Regions from separate parts of the Homo sapiens genome. Here region 2 is linked to region 1. A link is an interaction called in ENCODE POLR2A ChIA-PET data of the cell type or tissue named here. Cell type or tissue: MCF 10A. All regions are shown on one strand. Region 1 overlaps LINC01895 (long intergenic non-protein coding RNA 1895). Region 2 overlaps TGIF1 (TGFB induced factor homeobox 1).

The links. Peaks named below come from ENCODE experiments on the same cell type or tissue, not always from the same donor. Only the 100,000 strongest peaks of a DNase experiment are listed, where the experiment ranks them.
Region 2: POLR2A ChIA-PET joins it to region 1 with 7 read pairs; 10 of 35 experiments call an interaction of 5 or more read pairs at or near these places.

Annotation. Positions count from the first base shown.
Region 1 is chr18:3,344,578-3,348,577 of GRCh38, forward strand. It overlaps LINC01895 (long intergenic non-protein coding RNA 1895), which reads right to left. Exons shown (of 3, transcript NR_146506.1): 2 at 3,556-3,673; 3 at 3,126-3,411. Among named protein-coding and RNA genes, the nearest start is that of LINC01895, 4.0 kb to the right of the region's middle. In MCF 10A, no CTCF peak of the experiment used is centred here; DNase peaks (open chromatin) are centred at 1,054, 1,624 and 2,084.
Region 2 is chr18:3,455,009-3,459,008 of GRCh38, forward strand. It overlaps TGIF1 (TGFB induced factor homeobox 1), which reads left to right. Exons shown (of 3, transcript NM_003244.4): 2 at 1,346-1,572; 3 at 2,357-4,000. The coding sequence ends at 2,932. Among named protein-coding and RNA genes, the nearest start is that of TGIF1, 6.8 kb to the left of the region's middle. RefSeq lists enhancers at 209-828, 2,610-3,170. In MCF 10A, no CTCF peak of the experiment used is centred here; no DNase peak of the experiment used is centred here.

The sequences.
Region 1 (4,000 bases):
AAAGAAAAAGAGGAAAAGGAAAACTAGGCAGGTGGTGGCTGAAAGCAGCCCCTTCTGTGCACAGATCCAGCCTAAGAGACCACCTGCCAGGGCACAGGCCAGTTCAAAGGCCAAGCATGATCCTAGGACAGGAGGACTGATGAGTCCATCCTAAGCTGTATCTGTAGGAAGAGCAAATGTACCACTGGAGGCATCAGACTAGAGAAAGAGGTAGGGGACCTAAAGGGTATTGGTATTTGTTTATTGCCTGTCTTTCATCTCTCTCATAATCTCTCTCCTACAGTATAATCTCCACAAGATTACAGAATAGGCACCTAATAAATATTCATTTAAAAATAAAAGATGTTAGCATCTCTATAGCAGTGATGTTCACACATTGTTTTGGAAAGCAGTCACTGTAAGAAACACATTTTTTTTTCACATAGGACCCAATACTTCTATCAGTCTCTCTATCTATCTCTCTATCTATCTATCTAAATTAAAACGGGTTTCATGAAACAAATCCTACTCTTGCTAGGTATGATGCTTTCTGTTATTTTAATCTTCTATTTATTTATTTTAAAAATTCTGACCCTGACCTACTCAACTCATTTAGCAACCTCACAAGGCAGGAGGGAGGCCCCACTGGTCGGTGTGATGGGATCACCTGAGCTGGAAATGGAGGTTCCAGCTGAATCGGAAATTCGTTCTGATTTCACGCTCTGCAGGAAGGCTTCGTATTTTAACAGGATTTCCTCATGGATTTGCCTTCAGGGAATGAATGTGCTCATCAGCAAACATGAGTATCTGCCTTGTTAATACTTCTATCAATTAATTGATAGTATATAGCAATTAATCAATCAATTGATATTCTATTTTATATACCACTCTCTTGTGAATTTGATTAATGTGAGTCAGAATCTGAGAAACTATTCACCTCTGGATGCCCTGACAAGGTCATAATTCTACAAAGAACGGACCCCAGACTGGACAGAGAATAGGCCAGCTCTGTGATGATTTAATGAAACACTCCCTTTCGGAGAGTCTAATGCTTGGAGCAGTTTGGAAAGACACCAGAGATCTTTTTGGATGCTGTCACTAATTTTAGACTTGATTGTGAAATCATTTGTAAACCTGTGGAAGCCTCTCTGCTTACCCAAATAAGGATGTTTTATAGAGATGACAGACTTCAAGTTTGTTTAATAAAACTCTCTTATAGCCCTTGTCCTTTGGTAATAACAACAGAATCATTTTCAGAGAATTAATAGTTAGCACACATGAATATCATATAGTGGAACATGCTTTCTTGCCCTTGGAGACTATATAATAAATACAACCTCCAGGGCAAACTAAACCTAAACAATATGCTCACATAAGCATGTGCTTATTTAATCATGCATTGCGTTTGGATAGGGTTTTATGGTCTCCACATGTGTGCAGGCTCACTTGTTCTTTAGGAAGTTAGGATGGGTGGTGTTATAACTGTGATTCTGAAGATTTAAAATAATCCAACAAGGTCACATGCTCAGTAATAGAAGAACTAGGCTTCTTGCTGGCAGGTCAGCTCTCTTCCTGTGGTTTCACAATAACATTTGAATACAACAATTCTCTTCTGCAGGGCTCCAGCCTCTGTGATGTCCAACATGCTTATGAGCAGGTTCCAACATGCTGCAGCTCTATTTCCAAGCCTACTCATCCTTCCAACTTACACCTCATATGGTGCACATGGAAAAGACATAAATTTGGCTAACTTTGTGCAATGCAGGAGGGGCTATGTACACTTCCCACTCTCGAAACTATCCTCTTGACTCTCATGGCTAGAGAAAGCCATCTGATCCCAAGAGTTATCTAGATCCAGTATCTGGAGGGTAATTCAAATCAGAACCAATAAACAACAAAAGGAGGTAATCAGGAACGAATGCACACCACGGAATGAGCATGATGTACAGCTGACCACACAGTTTATATAAACATGCGGCACACTGCAAAAAATATAGAGTGAGTTTCTTGGACCAGCTTCCAATTTGTCTTCACTAAAACGTAATGAAAGTATGGGACTTCGAATACATTAAGTTAGTCACTCTTAACGCCTGGAGCTTTTCAAAACCATCCATACTCAGACTTCACTCCAGTTGGATGCCCACGCCATTCTAAAGGTCTGATAAGTGACTATTCCTGCTGTTTAAAACAGGCATTGGCCGGGCACGGTGGTTCATGTCTGTAATCTCAGTGCTTTGGGAGGCCAGGGCAGGAAGATCACTTGAGTCCAGGAGTTGAGCCCAGCCTGGGCAACATAGTGAGAACCCACCTCTTCAAAACACAGAAAAATTAGCTACTTGAGAGGCTGAGGCAGGAGGGTAGCTTGAGCCTGGGAGGTAGAGGCTGCAGTGAGCCGTGATTGTGCCACTGCACTCTAGCCTGTATCAAAAAACAAAAATTAAACTAAAAAAAGGAAAAAAATAAAGCAGGCATTAGTACCAAATATTTGCATAAGGCTCTTTTCCTAATTTAGTGCTTCAGTGTTTTGGCCATTTCTCGACATTATCTACATTTCATTAATCCTGAAGTTTCCCACTTCTCTCTATATACCTATTGAAACACAACAGCACAGTGGTCTTTTATCTTAGTGCGTGATTGTTGAGTCCTCAGATTTAATTGTTGTTAGTTGCTTGGTGATAATATCATGGAGGTGAGAAAAGAAGAGGCAGCTGGGTAATCAGCTTTGCAGGCAAAACAGGATAAATTCCAGGGGCCCTGCCTCCAAGTAGCCACACTGGACCTGTGTGTTCACTCAGAACAGCTCCAAAACCCCTAGTACTTCTGTGTCACCCATTTCCCTACAGTTCCCAGAGAGGCAATCCCATTCAAAAGCATGCAACCCCTCCCAAATCCTTCTTTGTGACTTACAAAAAAATTCCCAGATTTTCTTTTAAGTATTCATCCCTGATGATAAACAATCTATAGTTTTCCCAAAAAGAATGCCCCCATTCTCTGCAGTCACTTGAGGGTTATTAACATGTTCCTTTACAAATCCTATAGACCAAGTGGATTAGCTATAGCCACTTCACAGTTGAGGTCACTGAGGTCTAGAGAGAAGAGGGAACATGCCCAGCATGCAAGGCGCGATCCACTGATGGGCTAACAGATTCACTGAGTGCTGTTTATTAATTGATGCAATTCTTACAATAGCAACATTATCCTCATTTTATACATGTGGAAAGAGAGGCACAGAGAAGTTGAGTCACTGCATTTGGACCCGCAGGTAATAGGTGGCAGTGTGGCCACACACCAGAGCCCTTGCCTGGATTACCATTCTGGGTGTGGAGCCGGGAGTATTCCTGGAGGCTGAAGGAAAGGATCCAGACTCAGTCTGCGGAAAGGCTCTGAGTCCTGGCTGCTCCAACATGACCCTTCTCTCCTGCTCACATATTCCTGAAGGAAAACATGGGACTCTGTGATGTTTAATACAATAAAGAATGGGGCTTTTGACTGCAAACCTCTCTAAGGAATGATCATCCAGTAAAGGGTATGCAAAACAGAATTATTAAATAAAGAGGTAGAATGACTTTAACCTACCAATCCCTTCCCCAAGACTGAAAGTGGAGAAAAAGAGACAGGGGCTGCTTGTTTAATTGTATTTCTAGAGAGCAGGCTCTGATAACCACTTGCTCCTGCCATCTTGGTAAGTAGATTCCTGTACAGAAGAGAAAGAGAGTCATCAAATCCAAATAACTTCAAGCCAGCTCCCAAAGCAAGCCTGGCAAATTGCTCAGCTGACAGCAGGTAAGAGGACTTCCAGGGAGAGGAGCTCAGAGGGCACCTCCCAGCTGGGGCTGCTGGAGTTGGCAAACAGAAATGCCTGACACCCAGCGGAATTTGAATTTCAGATAAACACTGAATAATGTTTGTGTCTAAGTATGTCCCTGTTGTTTAGCAATTCAAATTTAGTGGGGCATCCTGTATTTTATCTGGCAACCCTAATCCCAACACTAAAAAGATAATAAGTACATGGTATAGTTTC
Region 2 (4,000 bases), 110 kb after region 1:
GCTCAATTAAGGTCAAGTCATATTTTCAACCAAAATTACATACTACAGAGGAAAGAAAGCATACAAAGCTAAAAATGCTTACCTTTACATTTTTGTTATTTTAATTACTTCCCCTAATATAGAAGTACTGATTTTTTTCAAGCATGCCATTGTTTGTAATTCATTTCTGTTTTTAAGATTCTAGATTGTCTACAAGCAAAAGAATGTATTTCTTTAGTCATTCGGAGTAGCCTGCTGTAGTTTTTGAAAGGTGGAATTAATAGCGTTTGTTATTTAATTTTTTTTAAGTTCAGAATGATGTTTAAATATCTGTAAAGGCCAGTTCTGGAGCTTTATTGAACCCCGTCCATCTGTGATTTAAATATTCTCTATGGCTTGTGAATTCTTAAAATTTCTGGCAGGATTAAAGTACTTACAGCCAAAAGAGCTTCCTCTGGGGCTTGCATATTCAGTTTCCTTTGTCATGTAATCATTTAAGACTGAACTCTGCTTATTGATATGTAGTATTCTATTCTAGGTTGAGCTCAAACTGGTAGCTGAAATTTAGGAGACATTTTTAATTCATTTAGTATTAGGCATCTTTTGACCTTACTAAAGTACCAGTAGTAGAAAAATATTTTTGTGTGATGAAACTGAAAACATCAGTGGTCGTATTTAATAAAAGGTGACTAGTACTGCCCATTTAAAGTAGGTGTCTAACTTTGAATAAATGTGGATAGCAATGAATAAGAAATGACCATGCATGGTGTTAGCAGAAAATTTTAACATGTGTTTTACCTTTAGAATACTAACTGGGTTCAGCGTAGTATGTAATTTTCCTTCCTTATATCCATGAAAAAAAATGTACGAGTGCTCCCTTTCATTTCAAACCTTCAGTAGAGGAAGGAGGAAGAGTAGCATTTAAAATGTACATTAGGACTGGTTAGGTTGCTTTTCCTAGTTAGCACTGATCTTAGAAAGAAGGTTGGTAGGCATATTCCAACTGCCACAGCACCCTTCCTGTTTCAAATGTGGCAGGTTATTCATTTTGGGTGCAGTTTGTCTCCTCCAATGATTAGACGAAAGAGTTTTCTGACCATCATTCAAAAGGAATGTGAGAAGTTAATGAATCCTAGAGGAAAGCGGCTGAGAAAAGGCATCTGGCATTTGGTTGAGAGCCTCCTATGTGGTGCTAGTCAAACTACTTTTACTTGGACCCTGAATTCAGGACAGAAAACACTGCTCCTTCTCCTCGCTCTCAGTTGTTGGGAAAGCATGGTTACATTGAATGGTCAGCGTTAAGTGAGCTTTGCAATAGTTGCTGTGCTTATAAAGCAACTGACAACTGGCCCTTGTCCTTTCCTAGGTATTGTTGCAGCATCTGGCAGTGAGACTGAGGATGAGGACAGCATGGACATTCCCTTGGACCTTTCTTCATCCGCTGGCTCAGGCAAGAGAAGGAGAAGGGGCAACCTACCCAAGGAGTCTGTGCAGATTCTTCGGGATTGGCTGTATGAGCACCGTTACAATGCCTATCCTTCAGAGCAAGAAAAAGCGTTGCTGTCCCAGCAAACACACCTGTCTACGCTACAGGTAAAGAAAGAGAGCGTGAGGTTTATGGATGCATTTTTAGTTTCAAAGTCATTTTATGGCATTCCTGTGTGTCAAGTCATTAAGCTCCTTGCCACTCAAAGACAGAAGGAATATCTTTTTATTGTAAACTTGATAGTGTTAAAAGCTAATAACTAGCTATTTAGAGAACACAGAAACACTTGACAGTCATCTATCAGATAGCATTTCCTTTAATGCCTAAAAGAACCTTCCTTTATGCAACAGACATTAAAAGGAGGTTAAACCTTACTCTATTGTCCAGGAAACTGGTTTGATATTTAAACAAGGACGACTTCAGTGAGGTAATTCATGTTATGTCTGTTGACACAGTCATTTGAACTGGGAAAAATCAGTTACTGGGAGGAGTGGCCCTTTTCATAAGGAGAGGTTTTCCTGTAGTTGATTAACTTAAATGTTGGGGCAGTAGGTGATAGGTTAAAATGGGGAGAGTTAAAAAGTAAACCTCTCTCTCAAATCATTTTTAAGCATTTGAGATTGTATGTCTTTTTCTTCGTCCTGAAAAGGTTTAAGTATGAAGAGACAAAAAAGGAAATTTGTATTAGAAACTAGAAGGCTTATGACAGGTGGTAGCTTGCTTTCTTGGCGGAGCTCAGATACCTTGAAATAACATTGTAAATTCAGATAAGGCTTTTCATGCTTTCTTTAATTCAGAGAGCAAGATCAATTAGGTACCCCATAGAACATTCTCAGAACCCGTTGGCTGAGTGAATGAGGAAAATGTTAAAGCGTACCGATATGATTTCAGGTCTGTAACTGGTTCATCAACGCCCGCCGCAGGCTCCTCCCTGACATGCTGAGAAAGGATGGCAAAGATCCAAATCAGTTCACAATTTCCCGCCGTGGGGCCAAGATTTCTGAAACGAGCTCTGTGGAGTCCGTGATGGGCATCAAAAACTTCATGCCAGCTCTAGAGGAGACCCCATTTCATTCCTGTACAGCTGGGCCAAACCCAACCCTAGGGAGGCCACTGTCTCCTAAGCCGTCATCCCCGGGATCAGTTTTGGCTCGTCCATCAGTGATCTGCCATACCACTGTGACTGCATTGAAAGATGTCCCTTTCTCTCTCTGCCAGTCGGTCGGTGTGGGACAAAACACAGATATACAGCAGATAGCGGCCAAAAACTTCACAGACACCTCTCTCATGTACCCAGAGGACACTTGTAAATCTGGACCAAGTACGAATACACAGAGTGGTCTTTTCAACACTCCTCCCCCTACTCCACCGGACCTCAACCAGGACTTCAGTGGATTTCAGCTTCTAGTGGATGTTGCACTCAAACGGGCTGCAGAGATGGAGCTTCAGGCAAAACTTACAGCTTAACCCATTTTCAAGCAAAACAGTTCTCAGAAATGTCATGATTGCCGGGGTGAAGGCAAGAGATGAATTGCATTATTTTATATATTTTTTATTAATATTTGCACATGGGATTGCTAAAACAGCTTCCTGTTACTGAGATGTCTTCAATGGAATACAGTCATTCCAAGAACTATAAACTTAAAGCTACTGTAGAAACAAAGGGTTTTCTTTTTTAAATGTTTCTTGGTAGATTATTCATAATGTGAGATGGTTCCCAATATCATGTGATTTTTTTTTTCCTCCCCTTCCCTTTTTTTGTTATTTTTTCAGACTGTGCAATACTTAGAGAACCTATAGCATCTTCTCATTCCCATGTGGAACAGGATGCCCACATACTGTCTAATTAATAAATTTTCCATTTTTTTTCAAACAAGTATGAATCTAGTTGGTTGATGCCTTTTTTTTCATGACATAATAAAGTATTTTCTTTAAAAATTGTTGTAATTCAGAGTATTTCTGTTGAGGGAGGTGCTTCTTAAAAATAAGTAGGAATATAGCACCCCAGTGAGCAGGAAGCTGGGGGGGTAGGGTGCAGTGTTAGGGGGTGTCACCAGCTCTTTGAAAACCTGTGGACAACAAGCCAGTTTGCATAAACAGGATGTGTGATATTTACTCTTGATAGGAGGCATAGCAGGCCCTTAGAGCTTTACTTAAACTGCATGGCAAATTGAAATGAATCATTTTAGTGTTTAGCTAGCCACTAAATCCCTTGCTGATCTGTCCTGCGTAGTTTAAAACGTGGCCATGTTATAAAGAAAAGTCTTGAAGCATCCGGTTATTGCTGAGTTTTCAGAAGAAAACAACGCAAGCAATCTCTTGCCCTTTTTCCACGTTACCCTTTAAAATAACCTTTGTTCAGTGGTACATTTAGTTAAGGCATTTGTATTCAAATGTAGCATAGTATTTGCAGAGAAATTACCTTTTAAAACATCTCAAAAGTGTTTTCTAAAATGATGAAATAAACGGTGGGGTTCTGTCTATGGTGGGATTGTCAGTTTATTAGGTGAGTATTTTCCAAGGTCTCAGTTTGTG